4 separate regions of the Homo sapiens genome follow, and regions 1, 3 and 4 are each linked to region 2. The links are chromatin loops, found by intact Hi-C in ENCODE. Cell type or tissue: CD4-positive, alpha-beta T cell. All regions are shown on one strand.

The links. Hi-C counts contacts between places; a loop is a spot of excess contacts. Peaks named below come from ENCODE experiments on the same cell type or tissue, not always from the same donor. Only the 100,000 strongest peaks of a DNase experiment are listed, where the experiment ranks them.
Region 1: it touches region 2 in a loop (2.3-fold over the local background); 6 of 110 quality-filtered maps call a loop at or near these places.
Region 3: a loop joins it to region 2, with 2.5 times the contacts of the local background. A loop is called at or near these places in 6 of 110 quality-filtered maps.
Region 4: a loop joins it to region 2, with 8 times the contacts of the local background. A loop is called at or near these places in 12 of 110 quality-filtered maps.

What each region holds. Positions count from the first base shown.
Region 1 is chr3:5,209,338-5,217,337 of GRCh38, forward strand. It overlaps EDEM1 (ER degradation enhancing alpha-mannosidase like protein 1), which reads left to right. Exons shown (of 12, transcript NM_014674.3): 9 at 838-911; 10 at 1,783-1,879; 11 at 3,982-4,185; 12 at 6,492-8,000. The coding sequence ends at 6,581. Among named protein-coding and RNA genes, the nearest start is that of EDEM1, 26 kb to the left of the region's middle. RefSeq lists an enhancer at 4,047-4,548. In CD4-positive, alpha-beta T cell, no CTCF peak of the experiment used is centred here; no DNase peak of the experiment used is centred here.
Region 2 is chr3:5,132,449-5,140,448 of GRCh38, forward strand. The region is part of intron 1 of ARL8B (ARF like GTPase 8B); the gene reads left to right. Among named protein-coding and RNA genes, the nearest start is that of ARL8B, 14 kb to the left of the region's middle. RefSeq lists a silencer at 4,176-4,470 and an enhancer at 7,695-7,784. In CD4-positive, alpha-beta T cell, a CTCF peak has its summit at 4,369 (motif pointing right); DNase peaks (open chromatin) are centred at 4,403, 4,763, 7,333 and 7,913; H3K27ac peaks cover 921 bases.
Region 3 is chr3:5,423,267-5,431,266 of GRCh38, forward strand. No RefSeq gene overlaps it. Among named protein-coding and RNA genes, the nearest start is that of MIR4790, 180 kb to the left of the region's middle. RefSeq lists enhancers at 5,771-5,950, 6,001-6,080. In CD4-positive, alpha-beta T cell, CTCF peaks have their summits at 3,306 (motif pointing right) and 3,506; a DNase peak (open chromatin) is centred at 3,255.
Region 4 is chr3:5,301,620-5,309,619 of GRCh38, forward strand. It overlaps the pseudogene LOC124906205. Among named protein-coding and RNA genes, the nearest start is that of MIR4790, 55 kb to the left of the region's middle. In CD4-positive, alpha-beta T cell, a CTCF peak has its summit at 3,914 (motif pointing right); a DNase peak (open chromatin) is centred at 3,952.

The DNA.
Region 1 (8,000 bases), 77 kb after region 2:
GGTTACTGGCTGATTTCTTCTCTTAAGCTTAGTCCTGTGGCCTGTGAGCTTACTCCTCTTTGTTTCTGTCACTGCTTCTTTCATGTTTTCCGTTTCTCCTTCACGTTGACAGAGATGTCTTGCACTCTTCAGCTTTACCCTCCGAAGCCACACCCTGTGCACTTTTAATCTGGAGACTGCTAACCTTGTTGTTTGTTGCTGCAATCTGGCACTAGGCATGAATTAAAGATCCCCAACTTTTAAACTGTTTGTTGGATAAAGGCTTATCTTCCCAGAGAAGTTTTTCTCTAGTAAAACCATCTAAGAGTATGTGTGAGAAGAGTAGGCAACTGAGGACTGATTTCTCAGGGTGATTAGAAAGGAAAGGGTGGCGGCCTCCTTTCATACTTCGGAAAGTCTTGTTCCCATCAGCCTTTCCTCATGGTGCCATAACTGGAATGGCGGCAAGGTCCTCTTTCCTGTGCCTGTGTCTTAAGTTTCTGGAGAGTTCTGAGGCAAGATAGAAATTGGATTTGTTCTCAGATATGGTGCTGTCAGCGTGGGCATTGTTTTGTTTCTAATCATGATGGCAACCAAAGTAGACTATTGTTCTACCCTGGAACAGATGGTCTTACCCCTGGCTAAAGTTAACCAAATCACAGGTACTCTTTGATGTGAACTGACGGAGTACCTTAGTCCTCTAACCATTGTGACCCTGCAAGATAAATGACCTGGGCCCTGTTTCTTCCTTTGGCTGGCGACTCGTCTCCATGGGGAAGCCCCGCAGTCACCATGATGTTTGTCGATGGCATGTCTTCCAAGCCCATGCTGGATCACATTCTCTCGTGTTCTCTCTAGGCAACCAAGAATCCCTTCTACCTCCATGTAGGAATGGATATTCTGCAGAGTCTGGAAAAGTACACAAAAGTCAAGTCAGTTTTCTAAGTTCCTACCTTTTTCTGTCAGCCACTTTTAATTTATTTCAAATTGTTTTGGGGAAATATCCTAGTTTGCATTTTAATTTATAGAACCAGGTCATTAATGTTACATTTACAGGGAAATTGCTTACCTTTTGGTGTAGTAGAACCTTTCCATTGTACTGAGAACTGCCCTTTCTTTTCCGTGAGGTTCTAGCAGATTATGGGTGTTCATTCTAACTTCTTTCCCCTAGTTATATAATAACATATACGCTAAAATGTTTAGGGAGTACAGAAAATATAAAGCAGTAGAATATTATCACTGTAATCTCCACATACAGAGAAAACTGTAGTCAGTATTGAAATGTATGTACTTATAATCTTTTAAATATTTTTATATATGATGTGTGTATATATGTATATATAAGAAACATACTCTATATTTCAATTTTGTGACATGCTTTTTTTTACCTGCTGTAAGTTTTTTTTTTTAAGTACTATCTTAAATAATAAGTCAATACTCAAATAATAAGTCAATTCTCAATAATAAGTCAATTCTACAAGTATTAGGACTAGAAATTTAAATTAGTCCTTTTACATTTGTTGCCGGTCATTTTCCTGGTGCCACGTTATGCTTCTGGCCAGCACCCCGCCACCACGCCCACACCCTCTAACTCACCTGATAATTTAGCAGCCAAAAGCACTTGCTAAGTAAATTTGCAAACAACCCAGGCTATAAAAAAGGAGAGCCCCTCAATGTAAACATAGTTTCATATGGTGTTGGATGACTGGTTGATTATTCTGATAAGAGAATGTTTCTGCTTCTTAAGTGAATCAGCAGGTGGGAAGGAAGAGAGGCAGGACTGACCAGATGATTGTTTTGTAGGTGTGGGTACGCCACGCTGCATCACGTCATTGACAAGTCCACAGAAGACCGGATGGAGAGCTTCTTTCTCAGTGAGACCTGTAAATATTTGTATCTGGTATGTGTGTTGCAAGATGAACCCAGGAATATTTAGTATTGCTTAGAGCAAGCATTCGCATAGTCTTCCATCTGACAGGTACTTACTGGCTAAAGCTATGTGCTGGACATTGTGCATTCCCAGGATGCAAACGCTGTCAGAACCAAAGGATATTACTATCTTCTTTCATGGTTTCCAACCTTGTTGAAAAGTCATTTGTCAAGTAAACCAAGAACTGAACTTATGATTACAAACTGTGGGAAATCCTGGTAACGATTGATACAGAACCAGTGTTAGTTCTGTATCTAACTACAGGTGGTCGGGGAAGACGCCTCTGAGGAAGAGAGCTGTGTTCATAATGGCTTCTCACTTCTCTTGATGTATGTGATCTTAGCCAAGACCTGCAGCTCAGCCTTGTCTCTGTCCATACACACATCCTCAGGCACATGAGTGAGTGAGTGTGTGTGTGTGTGTGTGTGTGTGTGTGTGTGTGTAGAGAGAGAGAATTTCTGGACCTGGACGAACCCTTTGGTATTACCTAATGTTCATATGTTCATCATTTCCCTCACAAGAACTACAGCCTACACAGAGGTCAGGCGACTTGCTCAAAGTATGGCGATGGCTGTGGCAGAGCTGAGGTGTGAACTGTGGTCCTGACTCCCTGTCTGGTGCTCTTTCCATCTCACCGCTCTGCCTCGTGCATACAGCCACTCTCGTGCCCCCTGCCACTTTCCTCAGTATGGCCACATAGAAACAGAGGGCAGGATTTCCAGGTTAGAAGATAGCATGGCAACTGAGAACTTGGGCAGAGGGTCAGAGATAGAAGCAGCTGTGATAAATTGTGTTTATCTAGTTCCGTGGTTCCTAGGCCTGGGGCTAGCTGGGTCCAAATCACCCTGGGGCCCTTGCTAAGATGACAGCCATATTAAGTCAGAATCTTCAGAATAAGCGGGCTCAGAAATCTGTCATTTTGACAAGTGCCTCCAGTGGTTTCACATGAGCCAGGTTTTGGAGCTGCTGGTCTAATCCATTAAGACGATACTCTTCTCTGTCTGGGGTCTTTTCACAGATGACTGCAGAGGTATGTCCACCAGCAGCCCATGTGATCTGTCCAGTGGGAAGACAGCTGTCCTGCTGTCGATTCCTGTGTGTGCAGTGGTTCTTGCTCTCCTTGCAGGTGGCTCAGTTCTGCTAAATCAGGCTGGTCAGAGCCTAGCTACATATTTCCATCCAGCAGCCACTGGTGTCAGAAGGACGTTAACAGGGCGAGTTTTAGAGTAAAAGGAAGGTGACCCTGGAGGGTGTGCTAGCTGAAAGAACCTAGAGTCTGGGGAGAGGAAAACCTGTGGTCTACCCTGTTCTTCTCTTGTTACTGTGTAAACATTGACAAGCTGCACTGAATCTCATTTTTCCTCATCTTGAAATAGTTTAGGTGACCAATAAAGTTTCAAAGAGTTTCTAGGTATTCATTCATTCAACATTCACAGAACACTTGCCTTCTCCTGCACTGTTGCATCCCATATTGGGTTAGATGTTCTTTCTAGATGCTCTTTCGTTCCGTGTCACATGCACCATTGAGGGAAAGGACTGTGCCTTGTGTCCATTGCGTCTTCAGAGCCCAACCCTTGTTGTGCAAGAAGTGAAGTGAATGTTGGCAGATGTGTTGGGCTCTGTGCTAGGCCCTGGGGAAATGGTGGTGGATAAAACTTGGTCCCTCCCTGTCAGCATTTACAGTTCAGGGTCTAGGTGTGTGTGAGGTTGGGTGTAGTTCTAGAATTCCAGCAGGAGAACTCTTAGGTAGCACATGGAAATCATCCAGTGAACTTTTATAGACTACCTGTGCTTGGGCCTTAGTTTCAGAATTTCTGAGTCTCTGCGTCTGGGCAGGGTATGTGTAGGGGAGAGGCAGGTCTGGGCATCTGAGTTTAGATGAAGCAGGTGATTCTGCCTTGCAGCCTGGGTTGGGCACCACAGTTGTCAGTCAATTCCTTTTCACCCAGTTGTCACTGAGAAGCATGAGGCCCAAGCAAATTCTACTCCCTGAGTAGCTGGGACACGCCCCCATGATTCAGTTCCCAGTGTGCTACAATTATTGGTTGTATCTTTTTCTCCGTTCCCTCTAGCTGTTTGATGAAGACAATCCAGTACACAAGTCTGGAACCAGATACATGTTCACAACAGAGGGACACATTGTATCTGTGGATGAGCATCTTCGGGAATTGCCATGGAAGGAATTCTTCTCTGAAGAGGGAGGGCAGGACCAAGGGGGAAAGTCTGTGCACAGGCCGAAACCTCATGAGTTAAAAGTCATCAACTCCAGCTCCAACGTGAGTTGCTTTTTCCAGGGGTGATTTGCATATAGAGGAAGAGAAGATACTATGAATTGCTTAGTTGTTCAGACTTCCTGACAGAAAATTGATGGTGTATGCAGATTGGGAGATTTGAAAACACCTCCTAAAGACACCATTTACATAGCTGTTGTCAGGGTATAGGGAAACCGCAGGAGCAGCGGTGGCATCATCACTGCTGGCTGCAGGTGCTGGTGGGGAGAGTGGCTACAGGATCCTGGAAGGGGGGAGCCTTGTGGGAGGAGCGAGCACTCAGCAGGAGCCACGGCTCAGATCTGACTTTCAAGGCCTTGCCTGGAGGGAGCCGGCAGAGTCAACATGTGACCCCTCCCCGCTCCCCCAGTTGCCTGCTGGAGCATCTTCTTGGCTGCCTGGGGCAGAAGCTGGAGGCCGAGGGAGCCTGTTGATATGATCCATCAGTGGACCTGGAGGGGCAAATGGAAGACATTCAGCAAAATCATTTACCAGCAGCAGAAGGGAAAAAAAGCAGTGATGGTCACGATGGTCCCAATGAAGATGCTCTTCGAAGTGCAGCAAACACCCACATTCATTTAAAGTGGGGCTTTACTCCACATGCCTAGATTGTCCTGAGAAGCAGCAGGAAAAATTTGGAAATGGAAGTCCTTGCATCCCTAGTGAAAGTATCAGGTAGTTGTGTTGATTTGAATCAAATAGGATGATTTGGAAGTGAGGATAGGGAAATGTAGGTCAGTCAAAATTTCAAATCTTGTTATCCCCCAGGGCCTTGGTGGTCAGGAGTTCGGCAGCCTCCCCACAGATGGGTTGCCTTGGCATTAGGGGTGCCCTCTCATCGCCGACTGTGCTTCAGTGCTTTTCCGTTAATGCCCCAGTGAAGGTCTTCACCATCAGTCTATGAAGTAAATCGATAGGCCAGAGTGTAGATAACCACCCCCGCCCCCATTTCCATCAGTCATGGAGCGCTGATTGAGTGGACAAAGCATAATCGGGAGGAAGGGGAAGGAGGGTGAGAGGGGGAAGAGTTAATAACAGCCAGCATTTGCAAACACATACCAGGGTTAGCCTTTGCACCATTCTAAACGCTTACGTACATTAATCTGTTTACTTCTAACAACAGCCCTGTGAGGGGTGGTTACTTTTAACATCTCCATTTTACAGCTGAAGAAAGGGAGGCACAGAGAGGTTCAGGTCCCACAGTGGAGCCAGGATTTGGACCCAGGCAGTGTCTTCTCTTTTAGGAAGGAGACATCTCTGACCTGCCATACTCACTAATAGATCTGATCCCATGATTCCAGGCACCAGGGATTCAGGCCCTCAGAAGGGCTCCCGGTTCTGGATAGGAGCATGGCCTAGTGGGGAATCCACTTCCATCCTAGGCGTTTGTCTGTAGTGCTGTTGAAACACAGAGGGTAGGGAGTAATCTCCAGAGAAAATCAAGGCAGGATTCCCTGAGGAGGTCACTTGCTGGAGATCCTTGAAGGATGAAAAGGGGTATCCCAGAAAGGGTGTTCAGGCAGAAGCAGTAGCACCTGCAAAAGCACAGAGATGTGGGCTGGTGGGGGCAGTCGGGACCAATGGAAGGACCGGCCAGTCTTGATCTTGCCAGGGATGAGGAGCAGGGTGTAGTAAGTTCAACTTACTACAAAGCGTGGGGAAAATGTTTCTTTGGAGATGAAGCAGATAATGAATGTATTTAGACAACTGCTTCCAGGGATGTCACAGTTGGTTAGTTCTCAAGATGTGCATCTGCTTTGAGGAAAAAAAGTGGTGGGGGTGGGGGGGTTTTAATTAAAGAAATAGTCTTAAGCATTTAGAGTTTAGTGAGTTGTGAATGAGAAAAACATAGCTCAGAAAAACACAGTATTTTCAAGTAGCAGAAATGTTTTCTGAAATTCTGGGCGGACTAAGGACCCCAGGGATGTGGCTTTCAGTCCTGGCCACGAAGCAGTTGCTGCGATGCCTTTTAGCTTCCCTGGATCTGCCATTTCTTTATAAAGTGAGTGAGGATGTTAAATTATGTCACTGGTCTTCACCTGAGGGTGATTTTGCTCCTCAGGGAACATTGGAACAGCGTCTGGAGACGTTTTTGATTTTCACAGCTGAGGCGTAGGAGTTGCCACTGGCACCTAGTGGGAGAGGCAAGGGGTGCTGCTGACCGTCCTGCAGTGTACAGGCAGCTTCCACAACAGTTACTTCCAAACGTCAGTAGTTCACAGGCTGAGAAACCCTGGATTAAGTCATCCAGTCACATTTCCTGAGAGAGCAACATATGAGTTTTTAATTTTCCCTCGTTTTTGTCTTTCTAGTGCAATCGTGTACCTGATGAGAGGAGGTACTCCCTGCCCTTAAAGAGCATCTACATGCGACAGATTGACCAGATGGTTGGTTTGATTTGATCTGCTCTCTGTGAGGCCTCATCTTGAACCAGACCTTAACGACCAAACCCAGACCATGCCAAAGTCCAGTCTGAAATGAAAGGGGACAGAAGTCTTGCTGTCCATGGTGGTGTAGGAATTTCTGTGCAACACCTCACCACGTCTGGTTAATCCTTGCACACTTCAGTGTTTCTCTCCTGTTCAATAAAATGCCCTGTTAAGGATATAATTTGAAGTGAGAAGATACATGGAAATTGCCCTCTTATGACATGTTGATGTTATAAGCACAATAGATGGGGCATCTTTGGATTGATGTTCACAGCTTTATACTTCAGAACCTAAGTCTCTTCACTTTGCTGGCACCTGCTATACTGGAGTATTGCTATGTCTTTAAAAAATTTTTTTTATTATATTTTATTTTTTTGAGACAGGGTCTTGATATTTTTTTGGGACAGGGTTACCTGGGCTCAAGTGATCCTTCTGCCTCAGCCTCCCGAGTAGCTGGGATTACAGGTGAGCACCACTGTACCTGGCTAGCTACTTCTTTGTTAGAGGATTGAGAATGAAATTTCTGCAAAAGGGCCCATGGTTCATTTGGTATCCCTATTTAATTGCATTGAAAATGTCATCCTTTCTGTTGTTAGATAATTGGGGTCTTCCCCTGATATCCAACCGTGATTTTGGATCACATGGGAGAAAAAGTCATCCAGTTTTTCATGTTTGCCTCAAGTAATCTTTACAGTGTTACAAATTATTTGCTTAAGAAGAATGGTCTTAACCAGAATTCTTAACAGATAGTCTCTTAGGTTATTATGTTATGGTCTAAGAGGTTAACTGACATCTTTTGGGTGGTATTTTGCATTTTGAATATGAACTTACCTGAGGAACTCCCATAGTTCCAGAATCAGGTGCCTTTTAGGGAGAGAACAATACCTAAGATTGTCTGAGCTTCCATCTTTCTCATATTTCCTAAGCAAGGATTCTCACTTCTGACCATATTTGGGTTAGAGTTCTGTTTTGTTTCTGTTTTCTGTGTCTAGTGCCAATTAGCTAAATCAGGGAGAAAGAAATGATCACATGACTTTTAGCATCCTTGAGCCATTTCTCTGTGTAATACAGGCTTTAGATTAGTGCCTTATATTGGTTTTGGTTTGGGGCACTGGATGTCGCAGCTACTGCTATGGTTTCAGGAGGCCTGTTTAGCCACATGGTGAGACCGTGGTGAAAGGGGGATGGAAATTGCTTGGCCAGTCTTTGCCTTTCATCCTGTAAAAGTAAGCATGTAGAAGGAGGAAGTTGTGCTAAAATGCCTTTGTTTTTTTGTTATTATTTTCTTAGCCAGAACATCTCTCTTTGAACTCACACTGATACACACCTGCTACTCTTACACAGTGCAGCAGGGTTGACTCTTAGTCTGGCTTCCATGAAGCGTCATGGGTG
Region 2 (8,000 bases):
GGCTGGCCTTGAACTCCTCACCTTAGGTGATCCACCTGCTTCGGCCTCCCAAAGTGCTGGGATTACAGGCGTGAGCCACTGCGCCCGGCTCCTCTCATTATTTTTAACCATCAGAAATTATCTTGTTCTCTTGTTTCTAATAGTCTGTCCCTTTTCACAGAGCCAAGACTTTATCATATTTTACAATGCTGTACCCCATTGCTAAGAACAGTCCCTGCCACATGACAAGCTCTTTAAATACTGAATGAATGAATGAATGAATAATAACAGCAAAGTATACCTACTCCATGCATGTTTAAACTAGGTGCAAGGCATTGTGATAGATAACTTATAAATGTACCAGACAAGGTCATTTATGGTCGGGTATGTGCCATGTATAGGAGAGGAATATTAAGTGCCTTAAGATACAAAATGCTATTGGAATTCTCCCCTGACCCACCCCATTAAGACATTGGAGGAGTTTTATTTAGTAAGGCTGTTTGCTGAGTTTTGGTTGGACAGTGGCAGGAATGGCTTTTGAGCTGGGTTATAAGAGTAGAGGAATTTCATTTATTCAACAAATATGTCAAGCAGTGTTTTGGGCAGCATAAATATAATGGGGAGCAAAGCAGACAATGTTCTTGCCCTTGTGGAACTGCCGATATCATGTGGGGAAAAAAGATATTCAAGCAGGAACAGTGGGAAAAGCAAAGGCACAGCTGAGGGAAAGAAATTTTTTTGTTGGTTTAGGCATAACCTTAGTGAAGGAAAAAGAAACAAAGGCTGGAAAAGTAGATCAGTCAGCTCCCACAGGGCCTTGACTGAGTGTGACATTAGGCATGGAGGGCCACTGAAGGTTTTAATTCAGAGGAATAAGATAAGACCTGTGTTTCCGAAGGATTAATTTAGCAGCAATATAGAGACCATCCGCAAGGAAATTGGTTACAAGGTTATTACAGAGGTCTGGTTGAGAGACATTGAGGGAGACAGTTGGGGAGGAGGGGAAAGGTACGCATTATTATGGAAATAGGATGAGTACAATTTAGCAATTAAGTCAGAGGTACAGGACAAAGGGGAATTTGCAAAGACCCTTTTAAAGATTTGATTGAATGGTGGGGAATATGGTTGTACCATCAGCAAACAGCAGTTACAGGGTGGGGAAGAAAGAATGGGTTTAGAAGAAAAAGGGATGATTTGAGTATAAATTGTATTACAGGCTGGGGCGTGGTGGCTCATGCCAGTAACCCCAGCACTTTGGGAGGCTGAGAAGGGTGTGGATCCTTTGAGCTCAGGAGTTCAAGGCCAGCTTAGGCAACATAGTGAAACTCTGGTCTCTACAAAAAATAAAAAAATAAAAAAAATTAGCTGGATGTGCTGCTGCGTGTCTGTGGTCCTAGCTGCCGGGGAGGCATAGGTGGTAAGGGGATGGCTTGAGTCCAGGAGGCTGCAGTGAGCCATGATGGTGCCACTGCATTCCAGCCTGGGCGACAGAGTGAGACCAGGTCTCCCCTGCACTGCACAGCACACCCCACACCCCTGGAAAAAAAAGTGTTACATAATTAATGATATAAAGGGATGGCTGGTTGGAAATGACAGGCTATGAATGCTATATTTAAGTTCAGTGGCACAAAAACTGAGAATTAACATTTCATCCAATTCCTAATTTTGTCTTCAGGAGTATAAGAGATACAGGAAGTAGTTGAGATCCATTCCTAGTTTCTCTTCAAAAGAGTGGGTTGTAGGATCTTTTATTTCTACTGATTGCTGTCACTTACCGTACCCTGCTGATGACTCGTTTTGCCAATGTTTCGGACACAAGGACTAGGCAGAATGTTCTCCACTCCTCAGGATTGCTGTTGGGCTATCTTGATTTATTTGTGTATTTATGTACATGAATCTGTGGCCAGAATGCAGTCTGCCCAGAAGAGGTCTTTAATAGCTGGGATGAAGGCTGTATATTCAGAGTGGGTCAGATTCGTTTGCAGGCTGGGAAGCCTTTGCTGTCGAATTCGAAGAGTAATTTTTCTGTTTCTGGAAAGTGCCTGGCTTAGGTTTGTATAGTGACTTTCTACTGAAGAGAAAATTTTCTAGGTGTGATTTGTGTGCTTTAAATCTAAAGGATATTTGATTTCTTGACATTTAAGTTGGGATTTTTCTTTGGTGCCAGGTAAACACGTAGATAGTGTTAGAGTATCATTTTTCTTCTACTCAGATTACATTACTGATCATTTTACTGTGTGGTTGAAAAGACAAAGTGTGATCCTTGGTCCTCATAGCCCAGTTAGGTTCTTTGATATCTGCTTAGAGACTCATTTAGAGCAGTCTAATAATGGATTTATAGTGCTCACAGATAGCAGTTCATTTTGGAACATGCGGACATTACCATAAAACAAGTTAGGAAATGGCTGTTCCACCTTCACTATGTCATTCTTTTTGTTGAGATGGAGTCTCGCTCTGTCTCCCAGGCTGGAGTACAGTGGCATGATCTCAGCTCACTGCAACCTCCGCCTCCCAGGTTCATGCGATTCTTGTGCCTTCACCTCCCAGAGTAGCTGGGACTGCCGGCACACACCACCACGCTTGGCTAATCTTTGTGTTTTTGGTAGACACAGGGTTTCGCCATGTTGGCCAGGCTGGTTTCAAACTCTTGACCTCAGCTGATCTGCCCACCTCAGCCTCCCAAAGTGTTGGGATTACAGCCATGAGCCACTGCGCCTGGCCTACTATGTTATTCTTTAGGCTAGTTAACATATAGTTCCTAGACATCCTATTTTATGTAATCATCCTTTCCTCCCATTTCCAATACAAAGAACGTTCAGTAAAAATTATTTCATTTAATTAATGAAACACATCTGATCTTTTTATTTATTTATTTTTTTTTGAGACAGTCTCATTCTGTTGCCCAGACTGGAGTGCAGTCTTGGCTCACTGCAACCTCTGCCTTCTGGGTTCAAATAATTCTCTGCCTCAGCCTCCCTAAGTGCTGAGATTGCAGGTGTGAGCCATTGTTCCTGGCTCACTTAATTATTACTATTATTATTATTTTTTTGAGATGGATTCTCGCTCTGTCGCCCAGGCTGGAGTGCAGTGGTGCCATCTCGGCTTACTGCAACCTCCACCTCCCAGGTTCAAACGATTCTCCTGCCTCAGCCTCCCAAGTAGCTGAGATTACAGGTGCACGCCACCATGCTCAGCTACTTTTTGTATTTTTGGTAGAGACGGAGTTTCACCATATTGTCCAGGCTGGTCTCAAACTCCTGACGTTGTGATCTGCCTGCCTCGGCCTCCTAAAGTGCTAGGATTACAGGCGTGAGCCACCGCACCTGGCCTATTATTATTATTATTATTATTATTATTATTATTATTATTATTATTTTGAGACAGGGTCTCACTCTGTCGCCCAGGCTGGAGTGCAGTGGCGCGATGTTGGCTCACTGCAACCTCCACCTCCCAGGTTCACGCGATTCTCCTGTCTCAGCCTCTCGAGTAGCTGGGATTACAGGCACATGCTGCCCCGCGTGGCTAATTTTTTTGTATTTTAGTAGAGACGGGGTTTCACCATGTTGCCCAGGCTGATGTCGAACTCCTGAGCTCAGGCAGTCCACCCGCCTCGGCCTCCCAAAGTGCTGGGATTATAGGCGTGAGCCATCACGCCTGGCCTATTATTATTATTATTTTTATTATTATGTATATTTTTGAGATGGGGTCTTGTTCTGTTGCAGGCTGGAGTGTAGTGGCGTGATCTTGGCTCACCGCAGCCTCTGCCTCCTGGGTTCAAGTGAACTTGATTATTTTATAAAATGTTTTCACGTAAGGCATTATATTATTCTTTTGGCCCTCTTGCTTTAAGTAGACATTTACTGATTTATGTAAGATAAACAAAGATTAAGTGACACAGTTAATTGTCATTTGGGTCTGAAATTCAATTCCAATTCAGTCTGAAGTGTACTGTTCCATAAAATAGATGAGTTATGAGGAATCTGGGTTCCATTTTTACACATCCTTTAGGGTCTTGCTTTGACTCCTGATAAATCTAATTCTTCCGCCTCCTGTCACTGAAATTAGTTTGGAAGCTGGGCATGACTTTATAGTGTTCCATGTGCATTTTTTGCTTTCTTTGGCTCTTTGTGCCAAGTGTTTTAAGTCTACTCTACTAGCTGTTAGTACTACCCTATGTTATCTTTCCTAGGAACACTTACAAATTTTAGTATTTATTCTGGCAGGATTTGGAAAGGGGATTTAAATTAGCTAGTGAAATTACAGCAGAATGGCTGTGGGCAGAAGGATAGAGGAAGTAGGCCTTTGAAGTAAATGTTAGATTGTGGTAATGATGGAGAGACTGAGACGCCCAAGATACCAATTGATTTTCTTTGCCTGTGATGCTTGTTTTTGTCCGCTGGTACTCCTTTCCCCCTAGATGGCACTGTCTTACTCATCGTTCAGGTCCCAGGTCTGTAAAACTTTGCCCTAACTCGTCTCCTCACAGCACTTGATCAAAATTATATTTATCTGTGCAAATTATCTGTTCATTGGTCTCTACCTTCAGACAACAACCTTTCAATATTTATGGCCTTTAAATGAAGCAGTGTGCCTACTGCTCTGTAATTGTTGACTTAAATAGAGTAAAACAGTATAGGGTAATGTTTAAGTATGTGGGATCAGGCAGGCCTAAATTTAAATTCTGGATATGCCAGAATTCTGTGACCTCCTCAAAGCTTCAGTTTCCTCATTGGGGATTTGGGCATGAGAATACTTGCCCCATGAGCTCATGGTGAGGTAAGACAGTTGGCACAGTGACTGGCATAGAATGAGTACTCCTTAGGTGGTAGGTTGATGTGATATTCGGGGGTTAGGGCAGGATCATGTGCTCTACTAGATGCTAGATGAAGTGGAACCCCCTCACCTTTCACGTGAGCACTGAGTGGGAATTCAATTTCAGAAGGTAATGAAAGTTCCTGAGTTTCAGAGTAGAAGTGTACTGGGCACAAGGGACCAGTTTTTAATTTTCTCTTTTTTTTTTTTTTTTTTGAGATGGAGTCTCACTCTATCACCCAGGCTGGAGTTCAGTAGTTTGATCTTGGCTCACTGCAAACCTCTGCTTCCTGGGTTCAAGCAATTCTCCTGCCTCAGCCTCCCAAGTAGCTGGGACTACAGGCATGCACCACCATGCCTGGGTAATTTTTGTATTTTTAGTAGAGACAGGGTTTCACCATGTTGATCAGGCTGGTCTCAACTCCTGATCTCAAATGATCCACCCGCCTTGGCCTCCCAAAGTGTTGGGATTACAGGCGTGAGCCACCATGCCCAGCCCTTTTTTTAATTTTTAAAAACTTTTTATTTTTTGTGGCGACAGGATCTCACTGTGTTGCCCAGGCTGGTTCAAACTCCCGGCCTCAAGTAATCTCCCACCTCAGCCTCCCAAAGTGCTAGGATTACAGGCACGAGCCACTGTGCCTAGCCTGGTTTCTGATTCTGATTCTTCTTTTTAAATCTTCTTTCTTTGCTCACTATTATTATATTTTAATGGTTTCTGATTCTTGAAGGTTTTCTGTCATTTTGAGAGAGAAACTAAAATGAGAGGTTTTTGTTGTTGTTGTTGGGGATTTTTTTTTTTTTCGGTGCCATAACCCATCCTAGATGTGCTAGGATGTTAGGGGCAACTTGGTGAAAAATTTACTGGTTTATTTGGGTTTTTCTTCTGCTGATAAATTTGGTTGTAGTTAATAGTTTTGGCTTGGTGGAAGAGATGGTGATTGCTCTAAGTTTTTTTTTTTTTTTCACCAGAGTAGAAGACTAGCAGAGCATCTATTTACAACCTCTCAATTTATCATGGAGTTTGTATTTTGTTGTTCAGCAGTCTAACATTGACTTCAAGCTTTTGTACAAATAATGACTCTCGTTCATTTGCCAACAAATAACTGCCAAATGCCTGAGGCATTACACTAAAGTGGAAAATCACTTTTAGGGCTTTTAAGTTTAAACTTAGGTTCAAATTCCAGTTTTGCCACTATTTAGCTGTGTGTATGTGACCTTGTGACCTTGACCTCAAGTTTTCTTTTCTGTAATACGAGGCCAGAGTAAAATGAGTAATGCTGAGCTATTATCATTATTATTTTTAAATAGTATAAGCCAATTACATATGGCTTAGCTAATAAGGATGTGTTGTTGATGCAGTCATCACATGTGATTGAAAAGCATTCCTGTCACTCCAACTTCTTACTGCGCTTACTGCACCTGCCACACTCCCCACCCTGATGATAGTAAGTGGAATTTTAGGCAGCTACTGAATAAATAATGATTTTACTATCTAGAAGGCACTGCAGTTTGGAACCTGAGAAATGTACAGTGACTTAGTATTTTATGACTGTCCATCATTTTAAGAGTTGAGTTTCACTGTGAAACAATGTCGAAAGCACTGACTGGACTAATGGAGTGGCTTTACAGTGCTTACTGTTTCTTCAGTAATACCCAGAGAGAGCTGCAGTGTGGAGGAGCCGGTGAAAGAATGTATTCAGCCCATGGCATTCTCTGCAGCCACACCACTGTACTGCCAGGATCACTTGAGAAACAGATGTCTCTACTGATATATAAGCAGACAGCTAAAAGATTCCATACACTGTAGTTTAAAATGATTTTAGGGAATTATTAATAATATTTTAAAAAATTGTTACTGAATTTTTTTACAGTAGAAGGGAACATGAGACAATCCATATGATACTATTAGTTTGGGAGATGAAGTTGCAAAATTGTGAGGCAGAAAAATGTTAAAAGTAGGCACTAAAGGACTAAGAAGTTACAATCTTGGCTTTAATGTATCCAATGACAGGTGCCATGGTTTGCTTCCTCCAGAGTCTAACAGGCAAAATAGTATTTGTAAACATTTTCTTGCCTCTACTATGCCTAGGCTAGCAGTCTTTAAAGATAGTCTTTAATGGGAGGATTGCCTATTTATCTTATGATGTACCTGTGGAACAGAATTTTAGGGGCTTCATTTATCTTCCAGGTAGAAAAGAGCTGATAAGGGGTTATGGAGATGTTGTCACCTGGCATTATATGCTATAATCCTTGGTCACATTTATAAGTTTTTTTATTCTAATACAATGGATCTGAGTGTCATTAGGAGCCTTGCAGACAAGTGTTTCTGGGTAACTTCTCAGTAACATCTTTGACATTTGTTTAGTTGCAGACCTAAATGGCCACTGATGGATACTGCAGTTTCAGTAAGCAGTGGAGTTTATTTCCCTGGAAGTAGAATGAGGCAGACCCAGAATATTGTAGAGTGCTTGTCATCAGCTGTATTTCTTCATGGCCCAGAAAAACTCCTATGTAACTTCCCTTAGAGAAATGAAACTGAACGGGAAGCAGAAGTAGTTACTGGATGATGTTGGACCTGGGAATTCTGAATGAGTCAGTTCAATTCCTGCAGGGTATCCTGTCTGAAAGAAATTAGGGCAGTATGCAGTGCAAGGCTTGCAGGGCTCATAGGTCTTTCTGTTATGTTCTTTCAGGGGTAGCAATGGTCAGGATAGCTTCTCACTACACAAGATGTGATTAGTTTTGTTTTTTTTTTTTTTTTTGAGACGGAGTCTTGCTGTGTCGCCCAGGCTGGAGTGCAGTGGCACCATCTCTGCTCACTGTAAGCTCTGCCTCCAAGATGTGATTAGTTTTTGTTCCTCACTTTGGGGAGCGTGTGTGGCAGTGTTTAAAAATAATGCTCTCCTGTTGGTTCTTAGGGAACAAAGTCTTCTGGTATGGTTTTGCTGGGTCCTCACCCAAATCTCATCTTGAATTGTAGCTCCCATAATTCCCACATGTTGTGGGAGGGACCCGGTGGGAGATAACTGAATCATGGGGACGATTTTCCCCATACTGTTTTTTGAGGTAGTGAATAAGTCTCACAAGATCTGTTGGTTTTGTGGTAAGGGGAAACCCCTTTTGCATGGCTCTCACTTCTCTCTAGCCCACCACCATGTAAGAAGCCCCTTTACTCTTTCTTCATCTTGTGCCGTGATTGTGAGGCC
Region 3 (8,000 bases), 290 kb after region 2:
GCTATTGCCAAGCTGTGGTCACCCCTGATGACCCAACATAACCCAGAGGAAGCTCCAGAAGGAAGTCCCCAGACCCACCCTGCTGTTTGCTTTGTGTCCCTGTTGCTACTTTCTGCAGAGAAGAACTAAAGTTGGGACTTGCTCTGCCTGGGACATGTGGTGTATTGGTTAGGGTTAGGAATGTTGACTGCTATCACATAAAAATCCTTTCTGGTGTTCTGGGTTGGGGGATCATCTTCCACCTTTGTGATCTTTCTTGTGGCTTTGTTCACCACCAGTGCCTAGAAGTTCTTTCCACTAAGTGGGTGGGTGGGTAGGAGTGGGAGTTTTCTTTGACAGTGATTTTTGCGGTGAGCATTTTGTAAAACAGTCCCTTCCAGCAAATGCAGGCAGGCAACCAAGATGTTTTTGACTATCTCATGAACCCTCCCTCCAGTTCCCTATTTCACTGTGCCAGGATTTCTGGCACCGCCCAAGTCCAGTGGGGCCTTTTCTCAGCTGCTCTATTGTTTAAGGCTTCTGTAACTTTTCATTCTTATTACAAAGCTTCTGATGGGCCCCACTGGGCTGAGCCTTGGCAGAGTTGATTATGATACAGGAAGTGCTTACTTATTTTATTAGCAATGATCAATGATTTTCTTGTAGATGAAAAGCTTATTTCTAGCACGCATGCACTGAACCCAGTGATTTGTGTGGACTTATTACAACCTACTTTCACATACATATGGCACCACACTGCTATGTTCTCTATGCATAAGACCCAGCACCTGCTTTCACTGCTGGAATCAGTTATTGGTGGTCTGTGTGGAACTGGCTACTGAGTGCCTGGTGGGGAGAGTCTCATGGGAGCCAATTTTCTCAGTGGGCTTCCTTAATATTGGAATTCTTCAAAGCTCAAAATTCTGAGAGGACCCTAGGGGTTCAAAGCCTTTGAGCCTATAATAGTTAAGTGATTCGATATTTGCCAGGACATCCCTGCAACCTGGTCTTACATGATGCCTTCATGCAGGAACCTCTGTCCTGAGGTGTACAAAAAAGAAATGTACTAAGTACGTTCCCTGTTTGCTATTTTTGTTTCGTGCATGGCTTCCACGTATCTGTCCTTGCTCCATTCTCCTTACTTTCTTAGCTTGTGACCTTATCAATTCTTCTACTAGGCAGCTTCATGGTTAAGAGCATGGGCTCTGGAACTACTTAGCCAGACTGGGGCTGGGGATTAGCCAACTCCTTACTGGTGTGATTTGAGGTGTGTGTGTGTTTTATCCATTTCGAGCTCTGGTTTCCTTATCTGTTTATTGGAGACAATACTATCCATCTTACATGTTGGTTGTCCCAGTTAAGAGAGTCAGTGCATATAAAGCATTTAGCATATACTAGGCAGAGACAAAATGTAGCTATTATTGTCAGTCAGGTCCCTGCCTTGCCCATTGCAGCTCTCCTGCATGAGACTTCTCTCGATTGGAATTTAATCTCTGTTATCAGCTCAAGGATTCGCAGACTGTTCAGGGTAGTAGTTTTCTGAATAAACCCAGAACCTGGAATTTTCCTTACACTCATTGCATTGGGTGTCATGACTATCCCCATCTTACAGATGAGAAAAACTGAGGCCATTTGATCATGTAACTTGTCTAAGGTTCTACAAATAGTAAGTGGCGTAGTCAGGGTTTAAAGACACCTCCCCACCCATCTGTCTGGCTCCCAGCTGCCTCCTCTTTGTTTTGAGACAGAGATTTTGCTCTTGTTGCCCAGGCTGGACTGCAGTGGCGTGATCTTGGCTCACTGCAACCTCCACCTCCCAGGTTAAAGTGATTCTGCTGCCTCAGCCTCCCAAGTAGCTGGGATTACAGGCATGTGCCACCATGCCTGGCTAATTTTGTATTTTTAATAGAGATGGGGTTTCTCCATGTTGGTCAGGCTGGTCTTGAACTCCTGACCTCAGGTGATCTGCCCACCTTGGCCTCCCAAAGTGCCGGGATTACAGGGGTGAGCCACTGTGCCTGGCCTCTATCTGCCTGCTCTTAACAGGCATCCTGAAAAAAAAGCATATAGGACTCATAAACCAGTTCTTGATCTCTCAAAAACATTTCACTGTTTATACCCTTGACTGTCTGTGCACAGTATCTGCTGTATAAAGTCAAGAAATCAAAACCAGTCCAGAAATCTCCAGCTGAGGGGAAACAATCAAGGGAGTTGGTTACATGGTGTGGGAAGACGGAAAAGATAAAAAGCAGACATTGAAGCGGCACAGGAATCACTGAGGGAGCAGTCACCACCCTCGGGACAACATGATGTTACAGAAATCCAGGTGCTGAGTGGGGCAGAGAAGCTTGCTGCCGTACGCAGGGCTGGTGGCCAGTCTCTGGGAGCTTGCCGTATGTTTGGTACTTAGCTGGCTCAGGGGCCCCAGGGTAGGACATTGAGGGGCAAATGCCCTGAATACTGAAAGATGCAGGAGCTATCTGATGGGTTGCAGCAAGGCCAGGATGAGCTGAAAACACAAGAAAGTCACTTTCCCTCCTTCCTATTTCCTCCAGTATCTCCCACTACAGAATCTAACTGGAAGTCAATTAATGAGGGTGCTTGGGAAACAGTTTCAGCATTGCACAGCAGAATGGACAAGGTGGACTTGGGCTGAGAAGCGGGGAGATCTCAGACACAACGCCATTTGTATGACTGGCCGGTGGTACTGTCAGTCGTGGTGGTTGACATGTTTTGCAGGTGCCTGTGGGCAGCTCCCTGAGAAGACACTGAACCCAGCTGGGGTAACTGAAGAGCAGTTTACTTAGCCTGCTCAAGCAAGCACCATGCATTCAGAAAACTCATTTTGTAATTGTTGGTATAGTTTTAGAGCTTGAAACCAAATGAAATCTTTCAATAGTTGCCAGTCAGACGTGCATGTCAGCCTACCGGGTCGCTTCCCACTTGCCGGAGTGATTAGCTCTATTGAGCATTTTTTCCTTGTAGCCACAAATCCTCCTAGTCATAGCACGAGAAAATCCGTGACCAGTCCAGCACCATGTCGAATTTCCTGGGAGACTTTCCTTTTCTTTGAATTACCCATTTACTCGGTGAGAAAATGCTTCGGTGGAGAGAAAGAGCCTGGCATCGAGAAGGGGAGGGGAGCGAGTCTGCCACTGGAAATGCTGAGTGGCAATTTCGTTGTAGCCAGGCTTGTCACAGGACTGATGAATGGGCCCTAGTCTAGCACGTTACAATCTCCCTCAGGTCCAAGCCGAGGCCTACCTCACCCGTGTGCATCCAGGGACGGTAGGTGGCGCTGTGGTGTTGACTGATTAAAGGAGCGCGTGATAAAATGCTATGGAGAAGTGTCTGGAAAAAACAGGGAGTGGGAGTACTGGCTTGGAGAGGGGCAAGATGAATATGCATTCTCATTCAGTGTCTTTCCAATTCAGGTGAGCATTTTCCCTTTCCGCTCTGGGCATGCACAGGAAAATCCAATTACAGATGCAAGTTACACTGGGCTCTTTCAAATCAAATTGCAGATGTGTGTCAGCGGCATCTCGCTGACTTGGACGTGCTGGGTATATCTCTCGCAATAGAAGTTTGGCTTCTCCTTTCCCTTCTTTCCTTTTTTCTCTCGTTTCTTCTTTCCTTCCTCAATACTCTCCTACTATCTGATTTGAATTTTGCAATCCTCCTCTTTCTGACACCCATTTAATTCAATTCAGTAGTTTTGTACCTAACATAGTTTTTTGAGACACTGTGAAGTATCTGGGGGAAAAGGGATAAAAGTAGCTTTCTTTCTTTAAATAGAAGGTAAGCTAACCATTTACTGAGCTCCTACCAGGTGCTAGGAACTGAGCTAGGTACTTGTCTACTCAATTTATCTCATTAAACTGTTTAATTTATTCGCTTATAAGCAGTTTGAGTACTTGTGTCCCAAGGGCACAGCCTGTGCCATCGGTCGTGGGGAAACAGGAGCATTAAAAGGCCCCCAGTCCTCTGTGTGTCTTCTTCCCTGCTCTGAGTCTGAGCCCTGATGCTTCAGCTGCTGATTTTTACATGGCTTCCTCTAACATCCTTGCAGCTCTGGAGTCAGGCTGCGTGAGCTCGGATTCTGATTCTACTGCTTCCGAGCTTTTGGAAGTTGGGCAAGTTACATAATGTCTCAGTTTTCTTATATGAGAGAATGAGATAACCATTCCTTCTTCCAAGGATAACCATTCCTGCTTGAAAATTAAATGAGATGGTACATGCAAACATTTGGAATGACAACTGGACAATGGCAAGTACTTAATAAACTTTAGCTTTAATCATTGTCATCACCATCTTCAAATTTAAAAAGTTGCTACTTTTGGAATATGTAAGGTAGTGTCTACTGCCCATGCCCCCAGATATGCCTCTGAGGTACACTCCAGGTAAAAAAAAAAAAAAAGGAGCAATTCACTTTTACTAGGAAGAATCAGGGAAAGCTGCATGGAGGAGGCTGGTTATAGCTGCCCTTGCTGTGAAGAAATTCAGAGGAAAATTTCTGAATCCAAGAGGGTCATCTACTTTACAGACAATCAAATGAGACCTGTGTCCCTTGTCCCGTGTCAATGATGTTTATGCACATTTTGCAAACCATAATCCTCTAATTAGTGGGATCCCATAATCCCCGAGGTCAAGCATGGATATTTTGGGGGCCATAGACCCCAGGTTCAGGACTCCTGACTTGAGATCCTTTGCAAGTTCAGTGTTCTTAGTCTAAATGAAGTAAAACAATTTAAGAGAGTTTAGCAGGCACTGTTAGTGTCCCACTCAGTTCCTTGTTACCTTATTGGCGTTCCCCTCTCCCAGCTGCTGTGGGTGTTGCCTGCTAACGATTCACTCCTACCTTTCTTTTCCAAGGGTGGTTCTTGGCTCATGGGAGTGCCAGGCCAGGAGATAGTCCACCTTCTGCCCCGCAGACACAGAGGTGGCCCTTGGTAATGACTGAAGAGTATAGCAGTGACTGGTTCTCAGAATGGGAAGAACTGGGACTATGTGGTGGCTAGTCTGTTAGGCTAGGGGCATGGTAAGAGAGTTAGGCTGGAGGGGACTGGAGAGACAGGAAAGGAGAGTGAATCCTTGCTGCTTCTTGACCCTGGAAGAGTACAGTAACTCGCTTCCCTTGCTATTTGGTGGTTCCAACTCTGCGATACAAACTATATACGTTTCTGAGCCCTCATGGCACCAGGCTGAGAGCTTTCTGGAGGTATGGTTTGCCTTGATGCTCCTCTGCCCTAACCCATCTTTCTCACACCCCTGTAGGTTTCCCTGAGAGCAGTTCCTCAGTAAATCACTTGCACAAACATCTCCATCTCAGCTCTGCTTGAGGGGACCTAAAGACAGAGTGGAACTCAAGGTCATTATATGGAGGAGCTAAAACCCATGCTATAGAACGTCAGTGCAATGGTTTAGGGTGGAGGGGCAGCTGCATTGAGATCCAGCTCCTCCCTTTTGTCCCAGCTGCTTTTTTCCTTTTCTCCCACCGTTCCTACTGTCCTGTGACACTCTGGTGTCAGATTGGGACAGATGATGGGGGAGCTCACCAACAGCAAGTGGCGTAAGTGGTCACCTTGGAGCCCTCTGATTTCAGACTACAGTTTTGTCGAGCTGTAGGAAGTCTTCTGTGTAGAGACGATCCCTTAATAAGCCAGTTGAAGTGTGATGATTAATGTATTAGGGCTGGGGAGCCCCCATCCTAGCAAGCAGTCCCTTTGACAGAAGAAAACGGACTAGGCAGATAAGAGAGAAAGTGCAGAATCACGTTCTGGTGTTCAGTTTGGCAGCCCATAGCTCATTTTAATTACTCTGAAATAATTATCTCTGGTACACAGCTGGGTTTGTCTGCGTGCAACTTGTGAGTCATTCTTCCCCATGTGAATAAATCAAGCAGGTTAGGAGGAAGGGCTGGAACCAAATGACATGTAAAAGAGGTTCTGTGGTAAAGGTTCAGAAAATGGCAAACTTTCGACCTGAAAGAAGATTGATTTGGGACATCTGGTCCTTGTGTGTGAAGCAAACAGCACTGGCTAGTGAAATCAGAAGTAGATGAGTCTTAAGGCTATTTTAGAAGAGCTGTGAGAGCTGAGCAAGGTGCATCAAGGGCTAATGTAAAAGGGACAGTTGCCAAGGAGGATCCTATAGCATAATGGTCAAGAGCTTGGGTTTTAGGAGCAGGCTGACTTGAATTGGAATCCGTATTCTATTGCTTGCCATTTAAATTACTTTGAGCATATCATGTCATCTTTCAAAGCATCAGCTTTCTATTAAGTTAGAAAATTTGTGTATGGTGCCATTTCCTTCCATGTGTGGCTTCTATTACAAGTACTAGATTTTCCTGCTGCTGCTGCTGAGGGCTTAAGGAGAGGACTGCTTGTGGGCCACCTATGCCCTGTCCATTGCCCTGGGCAGACATTACTAATCAACTCAACTCTCTTCACAGTTGGGCCTGATTGTGGAGTCAGAGATATTTTCTAATAGCACTTCCAGCAGCTACCCCCTATCTAACCAACTTGGCATGTTAATTGAAAGCAAATAACCACTTTGGGTTAAAAATGTTTCTCTTCTTTGATGTTTGATATTTCCTATCTGTAAAACCAGACATTTGAAGAAGATGATCACTAAAGGCCTTTCTCATTTGATATTCCAGTGTTTTAAGAGATAGAGAAGTGGATCATTGGGGATTGGATTATTTCAGCTCCCACCCTTTGTTTATTTGATGCTCTGCACACAATCAAGAACTCAGTTTGTAAGGTGGGGCTGCTTATGAGAAAGGTGGGAACAAGACCAGGAAACCAAGAGCCAGGAAGCAGTGAGGATCCACACCCTCATCTCCTGTCTCCCCAGTCCCCTTCAGCCTGGCTCTTACCATGTCCCTAACCTAATAGACTAGCTCCCACATAGTCCCAGATGGTCTCACTCTGAGAACCAGTCACTGGCTTCTGCTCTCATAGGATGGATTCATCATAGGATGGAAATGAAGGTTTGTATCCAAGACAGAAGCTGCCTCCATTTCAAAGTCATCTCCTCTGTGGGCCCTGAGTATTTGATTGCTCATTGGCCTCCTTGTCTAACCTGCAGATCTGCTAGTTGTCACTGGCCTGACCCTCGCTTTTCAATAATAGAGCTTACATTGTTCTTAAAGATCCACTTAACTTTTATATTATATAGTTAATATGCTTTAATGGCCAGGAAAATTAGAAAATATAGATAAACCAAAAGTCAGTTCACTGTTAAAATGTGGTTGCTTATTATCTTTTACTGCATATATGTGTACATTTATTTAAGATCATATTTTATAAACACTTCTTAATGAACATCTTTCTGCTTATAAATGGTCTATCTTATTGTTTAGAATACTGTCATTCTGATTTAATTTGTCCCTCTGCTATGACTCTCCTTTTGTTCAATTCAATTAAACATTTATTGAGTACCTGCTCGGTGCTGAGTGCTTATAGTCTCTGTGCCCCTGTATTAGTCCATTTTCATGCGCTGTAAAGAACTCCCTAAGACTGGGTAATTTATAAATAAAAGACTCACAGTTTTCCATGGCTGGGGAGGCCTCAGGAAACTTACAATAAGAAGGCAAAGGGGAAGCAAGGCATGTCTTACATGGTGGCAGCAGAGAGACAGTGAAGGGAGAAGTGCCACAATTTTAAACTATATCAGATCTTGTGAGAACTCTTTCACTATCATGAGAACAGCAGCAGGGAAACCTGCCCCTGTGATTCAGTCATCTCCCACCAGGCCCCTCCCCTGAAATGGGATTATAATTTGAGATGAGATTTGGGTGGGGATGCACAGCCCAACCCTATTAGCCCCTAAGGAACCTGGAGCCTGGTAGGAGCAAACAGATATAAAATAATGAATTATGATATACCTTGACAAACATTAGTAGAGACACGAAGTTTTACAGGAACACAGGCTGCTGAATGCTGAGTTGAGCCCAGGAGGAGGATGAAGGAGCCTTTCAAGGGAGAATGTCATTCAAACAGAACCTGTGAGGATGCATG
Region 4 (8,000 bases), 170 kb after region 2:
TGTCATGTATCAACCACAGGGTCTCACTCAGAGACACTGGTAGACTTAAAACCTTGTGCCTAAAGACCCGGATCTTCTTACCAATTTAAGACTGTGAAGGAGAGAAAACTCCCTGCAGAGTCTGAAATTAAAATGTAAGCAAGTGAAGCTAAAAATAAACAGCAACGTGGGATTCCTCAATTCCGACAGGCTGTGACAGCACCAAGTGTCATGCGGCTCTGAGTGATGAACAAGAGGAATAAATTTAGAAGGCTTAATGAGGGGGGATTCTATAACTGCTTGAAAAGCCTAAGCCACCAAATGGAATGAAATTTTCCTAGACAGGAGTGCGATATTCCCTGCCCCCACCCCTGACGTCTCTGGGCAATGTGACACACTTTCTAACCTCCTGAATACAATCAGGTCACCCATCCCAGAGAGAGTGGGGTCTAGTGAGAAGGAAGCACAGTCTCTGGCCCTAAACCCAGAGTGGCTGCTGGGAATGCCCCATCCCCGGGAGTTCTTTTTACAGGACATAGAGTCATCATCACAGGATATTAGCAATGGAATCAGCCTTTGAGTCATTAATGGTTTTCAGAATCTTTGAGCTTCAAAGACTTCACAAAATGTTATGCAGAAGGGCAAGATAGAAGGATAAAAAGTAGAACTGCTGTGATTGAAGTGGAGGCAGCAGATTGGCTTCCCATCCCTCCACCTTCCCTACCTTATATCTGTGGAACCCCTGGGTTCCTGAAGAGCAGGACTGCTGTGTGGCGTTGTGCAGTTTCTGCACATGGACAGTGTATACATTTGTCTCAGAGCACAGCTTGAAACAATTGATATAATTTAATCTTCTTATTTATGAGTAAGGAAATTCAGGCCTGAAGTGAAGCAACTTGCACAACGTCAATAAATTAGTATCAGAGGTGGGATTTGGATGTAGGATTAGTGACTCCCAATTCATTGCTATTTTAGACACTTCTTGATATCTAGGGTCTCGCTAGCCCACCCGTGCAAAAACAGCCTTAGAGCAGAAATCATGCGTCAGGGTGGAATGTCCATCTTGCTTCAGAGAAGAAACAAAATAGAAAACATCTTCATGGTCCAGGTGTGCTTTCAGAGGTGCCAGCTTGGGTGCACAACCAGGTCATCATCAGCCTGTCCTTTAGGCATTGGTAGTGAATGAAAAGCTGAGAAACTCTCCCACTCCCAGGGCCGTGGCTTTCCAATAAAGATAACACTGATAAAAGACTACCCGCATGACTTGAACTATGGCTTTGACTGTGACTACAACTTTGTCTATGACTAAGATTAGGACTATTACCCCCACCAAGTACCTATCAGAGATTCTTGTTACATTACCCACCAAAATGTAGGATCCAAGAGAGCAGGGTCTTTGCCAATTTTGCTCTTCATTGTATCTCCAGGCTCGCATACATAGTTGGTGCTGAATAAATATTGGGGATTCTTTTGGGCTGTATTATATTCCCCCAAATTCATATGTTGAAGTATTAACCCCCGGTGCCTCAGAATGTTTCTGTGTTTGGAGTTAGGGCCTTTGAAGAGATAATTAAGGTGAAATGAAGTAATATGGGTGGTCCCTAATGCAATATGACTGGTATCCTTATAAGAAAAGATTCGCACACAGCCACAGAGGTAAGACCTTGGAAAGACAAAGAGAAGAGGGCCATCTGCAAGCAAAGGAGAGAGACCTCAGGAGAAACTAACCCTGCTGACGCCTTGGTCTTGGACAATCTATCCTCCAGAATTGTGAGGAAATAAATACACTTCTGTTTAAGCCACGCAGTCTGTGGTATTTTGTTATCGTAGCCCTAGGAAAACTAACACAGGGATTAAGCAAAGCATCCCTAGCTAGGTGTGCTGTTTCTGAGTTTGGAGCTCTACCCGCTGTTTGAAATGACACATTTGATATTCCTGTACAAGGAAAGATGAGGGATAAAGACTTACTCATTCAAATGATTTTCAGTGGTTACTGTTTCAAGGTTACCTTTAAGTCATGAGAATTTCTTCTGTTTTGTAGGACGAAATCCAAACGGGCTGTAATCTTTAATCACGTCTTTCTGCCTGTTCCCCAAACTTTTGTTGTTAAAATGTTTGGAAGTTTTTTGGTCTCCTTATTTTAATTTTTACAAAGCAGATGAAGAAGTGAGAAGCATAGGTAATAACAAAACTATAAAACTAATTAACACCTCAGATTATAATGAGAAGGGGTTGACAGAATGTCTCTTTTTAACAAAACCTATGAATATTAAGGGTTTCGCTGCTGTCAGTATTTTCCTAGAAGAAGCAGGTCCTTCCTTCTGTATCCAAGCCCCAAAATAAAAAGTATCCTTAATGTGTTCATAAATTACAAAAACAGAGTTATATGGGAAACCACACTCTTGTCAAACCACCTTGGGGAAATAATTAGGGATATTGGTACTGTTTGTTTCTGGCCGGCATTTTGCTTGAACAAATGAACCTACTGTTAAGGCTGAAGGAGGGGATGGGGGCAGGGGTACCAGCAGTGAAAAATCTATCGTAAGATATAGACTCTCCAAGAGCACTTACACTTCAGACATCACGAATCTCCTTGTGATACTTAGAGCTTCAGAGTCAAGGAGATCTGACTATATGACCTAGGGCAGGTCACTTGACTTTCCTGAGCCTCAATTTCCCCATCCCAAAACATGTGTAATATAACTTATACCTCAGAGAATTGTTTTGGGAGAAATAAATGAGATGAACTTAGTACAGGAAGTTAAGAACTTAAAAAAGGGAGTGGTTTTATGGCTATGAAGTAGACTTCGGTCAGTTCTTAAATATTTCCAGGATGTGGAATTTGCTAGATTCAACTTTCCTTTGGCTCAGGAGACAAAAACAAAAAAAAACAAAAACAAAAAAAACAAAAACAAAAAAAACAAACAAAAAAAAAACAACCAGTCAAGTGGGAGTGAGATGACTTTAATTCTAGGCTCAGGTCTGTTATTTACTAGTCACATGTCCTTTGACAAGTCACTTAGTTTATCTGAGCCTCAGTTTGTTCAATTAAACCCAGGGATGCAGGGTGGCAGGGTGGCATGCTCTCCTAATTGCTGTGAGGATGAAATGAGAGAACGTAAAAGGGGTGCATTGTAACCTGTAAAGTGTTATGCCAATTTACAGTATTACTATAGACCTTGGGGCTGTGCAGAACAAGCCTTAGCACAGTTATTTTCAAGTCTGTCTGAATTTGGATCTAGGAAAACGAACGTCCTCCTTTTGTCCTGGACAAATGTGGATGTTAATGACCCCCAAGTGTTTTCTATGAAAACCAGTGCCCCGTGACAAGTTGCAAGGCATTCCTAGGGGAAAAGAATTTCTGGCCAAATAACTTTGGCAAACACACTGTACTCTTTGTCCCCTTAGAGACTGACAAGGCTTAGAGTGTATTAAAAGGTCGTGCATTGACGAAATCCGTGTTCCTTAAATGTATTTGTCCTCAGAACCTTCTTCGTAAAATACTGGTTCACTTCTTGCAGAACAGGATTTTGGAAATGCCGCCAACCACTGAGATATTTGGAGGCTTTGCAATGTTCCAAGTCTTCTCTTCTCCTGGCTAAATATTATCCATTCCTATAACTATGTGCTCCCTGGTCTTGAGTCTTTTTTACCATCTTGATCATTCTTTTTCACATGTCTCATGCATCTCTATTTGCCTTTGTCTGCCATGTCCTTGAGCATGATTTCTAGGTGTGGCCCAATGATTAGACTAGACAAGGATAGACACTCTAGGACTCTTGGCTTCCTGTAGGAAAAGGGGTTTGGAAGTGGTGGAGGGTCATACAGGTCACTTCTGGTCTCTCTTTCCCTGTTCTCAACAGACAGATCTCCCCCAAATCTCACTGCCCCATGAGTATGCGGTTGCCCATCTTCGAACTTCAGAAGAGTTTACTGGGCAGAGAAGCAACAGTGTCTGGAAAAGAACGGCCCCTAGAGGGCAACATGGTCACACGAAAAGACGCTTGGTCTCCCAGGATTTTTCTGGGTGCTTAAACCTATCCAGATGCTACTCTGAGGAAGTGCTGTACTCTTTCAGTTTATTTCTGTATTTACCAAATGTCTTAGGAAATAGTCAAAATGTCAACTGGAGCATAAAAGGCAAACACCAAGGAAAGTTGGGAGTCCCACAGGAAGGACTCAGCCATCGTCTCAAAGAGGATAGGGCCTGAAGTCAGTCACTCGCCTGGGGCAGTGCTTGTGGCTATTGTGTCTTCCCTGCTACTGTGATTCTGCTTCTGGTTTAGGGCTTCAGTTATTGGGAAAGATATTCATATTTATTCTGAGCTGGAGCAAACTTCCTTAAGAGTGATGCATACACTAATGTTCCTGGGCATTAGAATTTGATTCGAATTTTCATGAAAAGGGAAGGTTGACATTTTATTTAAATCAGTAATAAACTGTTGTATGTTACAATATAATCAATATCCACAATTATCCTAATGGTTTAGAGCGAAGGTTTGGCCAGGGTTGAGTCACAATCTGGCATATGCTGCTTCCCAGCAGGGTGAACCTGGCCGTGCGATTTGAGCTTCTTCAACTTCATAGAGAGTTGTTCTTCAACTCTCTATGAGGAAGCATGGTCTGCCTTAAAGGCTGGTTGTGAGGATTAAATATAATGTCAAATGTAAAACATCGTGTAGAACAGTGGTTCTCAAAGTGTAGTCACTGGACCAGCTGATCAGCATCAGCATCACCTAGTAACACCTTAGAAAGGCAAATTCTTACAATAGGAGGGGGAGAAAAAAAAAGAAATGCAGATTCTCAGGTCCCACCCCAGATCTACTGAATCAGTAACTCTGGGGGGTTGGGCCTAGCAATCTGTGTGTGTATGTGTGTGTGTGTGTGTGTGTGTGTGTGTGTTGTTGTTTTTTTTTTTTTTTGAGACGCAGCCTCGCTCTGTCGCCCAGATTGGAGCGCAGTGGCGCAATCTCAGCTCACTGCAACCTCCACCTCCCAGATTCAAGCGATTCTTGTGCCTCAGCCTCCCGAGTAGCTGGGATTATAGGCACACACCACCGTGTCCGGCTAATTTTTTGTATTTTTAGCGTACACGGGGTTTTACCATGGTGCCCAGGCTGGTCTCGAACTCCTGACCTCAGGCAATCCACCTGCTTTGGCCTCCCAAAGTGCTAGGATTACAGGCGTGAGCCACTGCACCTGGCCAGCAATCTGTGTATTAATAAGCCCTCCCAGTGACTCTGAGGCATGCTAAAGTTTGAGAAATGCTGTCATATAGTCATTGGCTTATAGATGCTAAAGAATAATATTTATTATTATTGTTATTGTTATGAATTGTTACTGGGAGTCCAAAATATGCAGTCTCTACTTCTAAGAGGCCTAGATTCTTGTTGGAGGACCAAGATGTTGAATGTGAGATAGTCAAATAATCAGGGCCATTATTGACAAGAAAAGAAGTAGAACTTCTGAGGAAAGGGAAATAGGGGCCTGCAGGACTAATGTCACTCGTTGAAGCTTTGTGGTGGAGAAGGACTGAAGGAGGAGCAGCACTGTAAAGGTAGAGAGATAGTCAGGCACGGTAGCTCACGCCTGTAATATCAGCACTTTGGGAGGCTGAGGTGGATGGATTGCTTGAGCCTAGGAGTTCGAGACCAGCCTGGGCAATATGGCAAAAACACATCTCTACAAAAACAAAACAAAACAAAAATTAGCTGGGTGCAGTAGTGTACTCCTGTAGTCCCGGCTACTTGGGATTCTGAGAGGGGTGGATCACTTGAGCCTGGGAGGTCAAGGCTACTGTGAACTGTGATAATTGTATCATCCAGCCTGGGGAACAGAGCAAGACCCTGTCTCAAAAAAGACAGAAAGAAAGACAGAAAGAAAAGGCAGAGAGATGTTAGCAGGGCATTCTGGTTGAGGGAAATAGCAAGAGCAAAAGAACTATGGCTTAGAGGGGAGAATACTCAAGAAGTATTGAGATGTCAGCTAAGTCAACATGTCAGCTAAGTTCAACAAAAGTTTAACATTTCTGAGTATCTATTGCAGGCCAGATACTATGTTAGTACTGAGGACATGGACATCAGAAAGGCTCAGGCAACAAATTCCTAAAGGTGCTATGATTATGGAATAGAATAGCATCATCATCATCATGTTCTTCATTTTCATCATCATAAATACCATGTATTGAGGACTCACTATGTATCAGACACCGTTCTGAGCACTTTACATAAATCTGCTCATTTAATTCTAACAGTAACTTGATGGCATATGTATTATTATTATTCCTCCATTCCATACACGAAGAAACTGTGGCTTAGAAGGTTTAGATAGTCAAAAGTCATGCCAGGAATTAAGTGGAGGAGCTGGGAGCTGAGCCTAGTTCTGCCTGATTCTAAGGGGCTTTTAAATAAGTAGTCAATTCTTCTTGAAGGCTGGAGGGTTTGCAGGGCGCTGCCAAGAAGTCTCACTCCATATTGCATCGCTCCTTCTCCATGTCCCAGCCCTCCGTGCAGGTAGGCGAGGCCACATGATTACTACAGGCCGAAGAAGCATGACCTGAAGGGACACGCATCACTTCTGGGATCAGGCATTGAAAAACTTGTCCACAATTTTCCAGCCCCTTTCGTTGCAGTGTCAACCAAGTGGGCAGATTTGTGTTCTAGATGTGCCACGACGAGGTCACGGAACCTTTGCCGGCCAGAGTCCCTGAGTACATCTGTGATGCAGGGCACCCTGGGCATTTCTGCTGGATGTGTAGTTTAAGCAAGAAATATACCAAGTGAATAGGCTGTGATCTGAGGTTTATTTGCTACTGCAGCATAAGCCTAGTCTATGCTGACTAATACAGTTTGAAAAAGGGGATAAAGTTAGGTTTGTAGGGTAGAAAGAGTCCTCAATTTTGGCCTAAAATTTTTCCAGTGTAGTTTGCAGGCAAGTTGAACCATTGAAAGTTTCTTTGCACAAAGTGGAAATCCTTTTTTTTTTTTTCTTTTTGAGATGGCGTCTTGCCCTGTTGCCCAGGCTTGAGTGCGATGTTTCAGTCTCGGCTCACTGCAACCTCCACCTCCCAGGTTCAAGCAATTCTCCTGCCTCAGCCTCCTGAGTATCTGGGATTACAGGTGCGTGCCACCACACCCAGCTAATTTTTGTATTTAGTAGAGATGGGGTTTCGGGTTTTGTCATGTTGGCCAGGCTGGTCTTGAACTCCTGACCTCAGGTGATCCACTTGCCTCGGGCTCCCAAAGTGCTGGGATTACAGGCATGAGCCACTGCACCTGGATCAAAGTGTAAATCTTTGGGTCTCTTTTAGGAACTGAGTTAAAGGTAGGCACAGGGATGCAAAAATAGCATTTTTTTTTTTTTTAGACAACCCTGTTTAAAGATGTACTTTCCATTTATCTCCCAGAAACCAAGCCTTTCCAAGGTCCTGGAAAATCCAACAATTTGAGGTTAATTCTAAATTTTACTGGCTTCTTTAGATACATAGAATCAATACACACATACACCAAAACAAAAAAGAAACATTCTCTTCTGTGCTTGTGTGTCCTAATTTGCAGTCTGGGAAAATATGATTACCTTAGACCTGTTCTCCTGGCTGCCCCCAGGAATATCTTCAGAGTTCAGTTCCATGAGCAGCACTTGATCTTGAAATCTACATCCAGCCCTTTTTTCCTGCCTTTGGCAGATGAGCCATGACAGCGCTGCTCTCCGTGAGCCTGGCCACTGGCATGTGTGTGGTATACTTCATTTAGTTCCCCTGAAGAATATGCTGGGAGCTCTGTCAGACCTTTTAGATTCTTGGCATGATTTGGAGCTCAGCTGAGGTGGATAGGATTCCTAAGCCTGCTGAGTAATTCTTTGTTATTTATTTTTTGATGTCAAATTATAACAAGAACTACCAGGACCTCGAGGGAAACATCTTTGAACAGAACATAGCACCATGGTGGGTCTTTCCGCCAGATAAAAATTCAAGAGCCAATTGCCATGGGCAAGTGAAAGAGTGGGCAGAGGATGTATATATC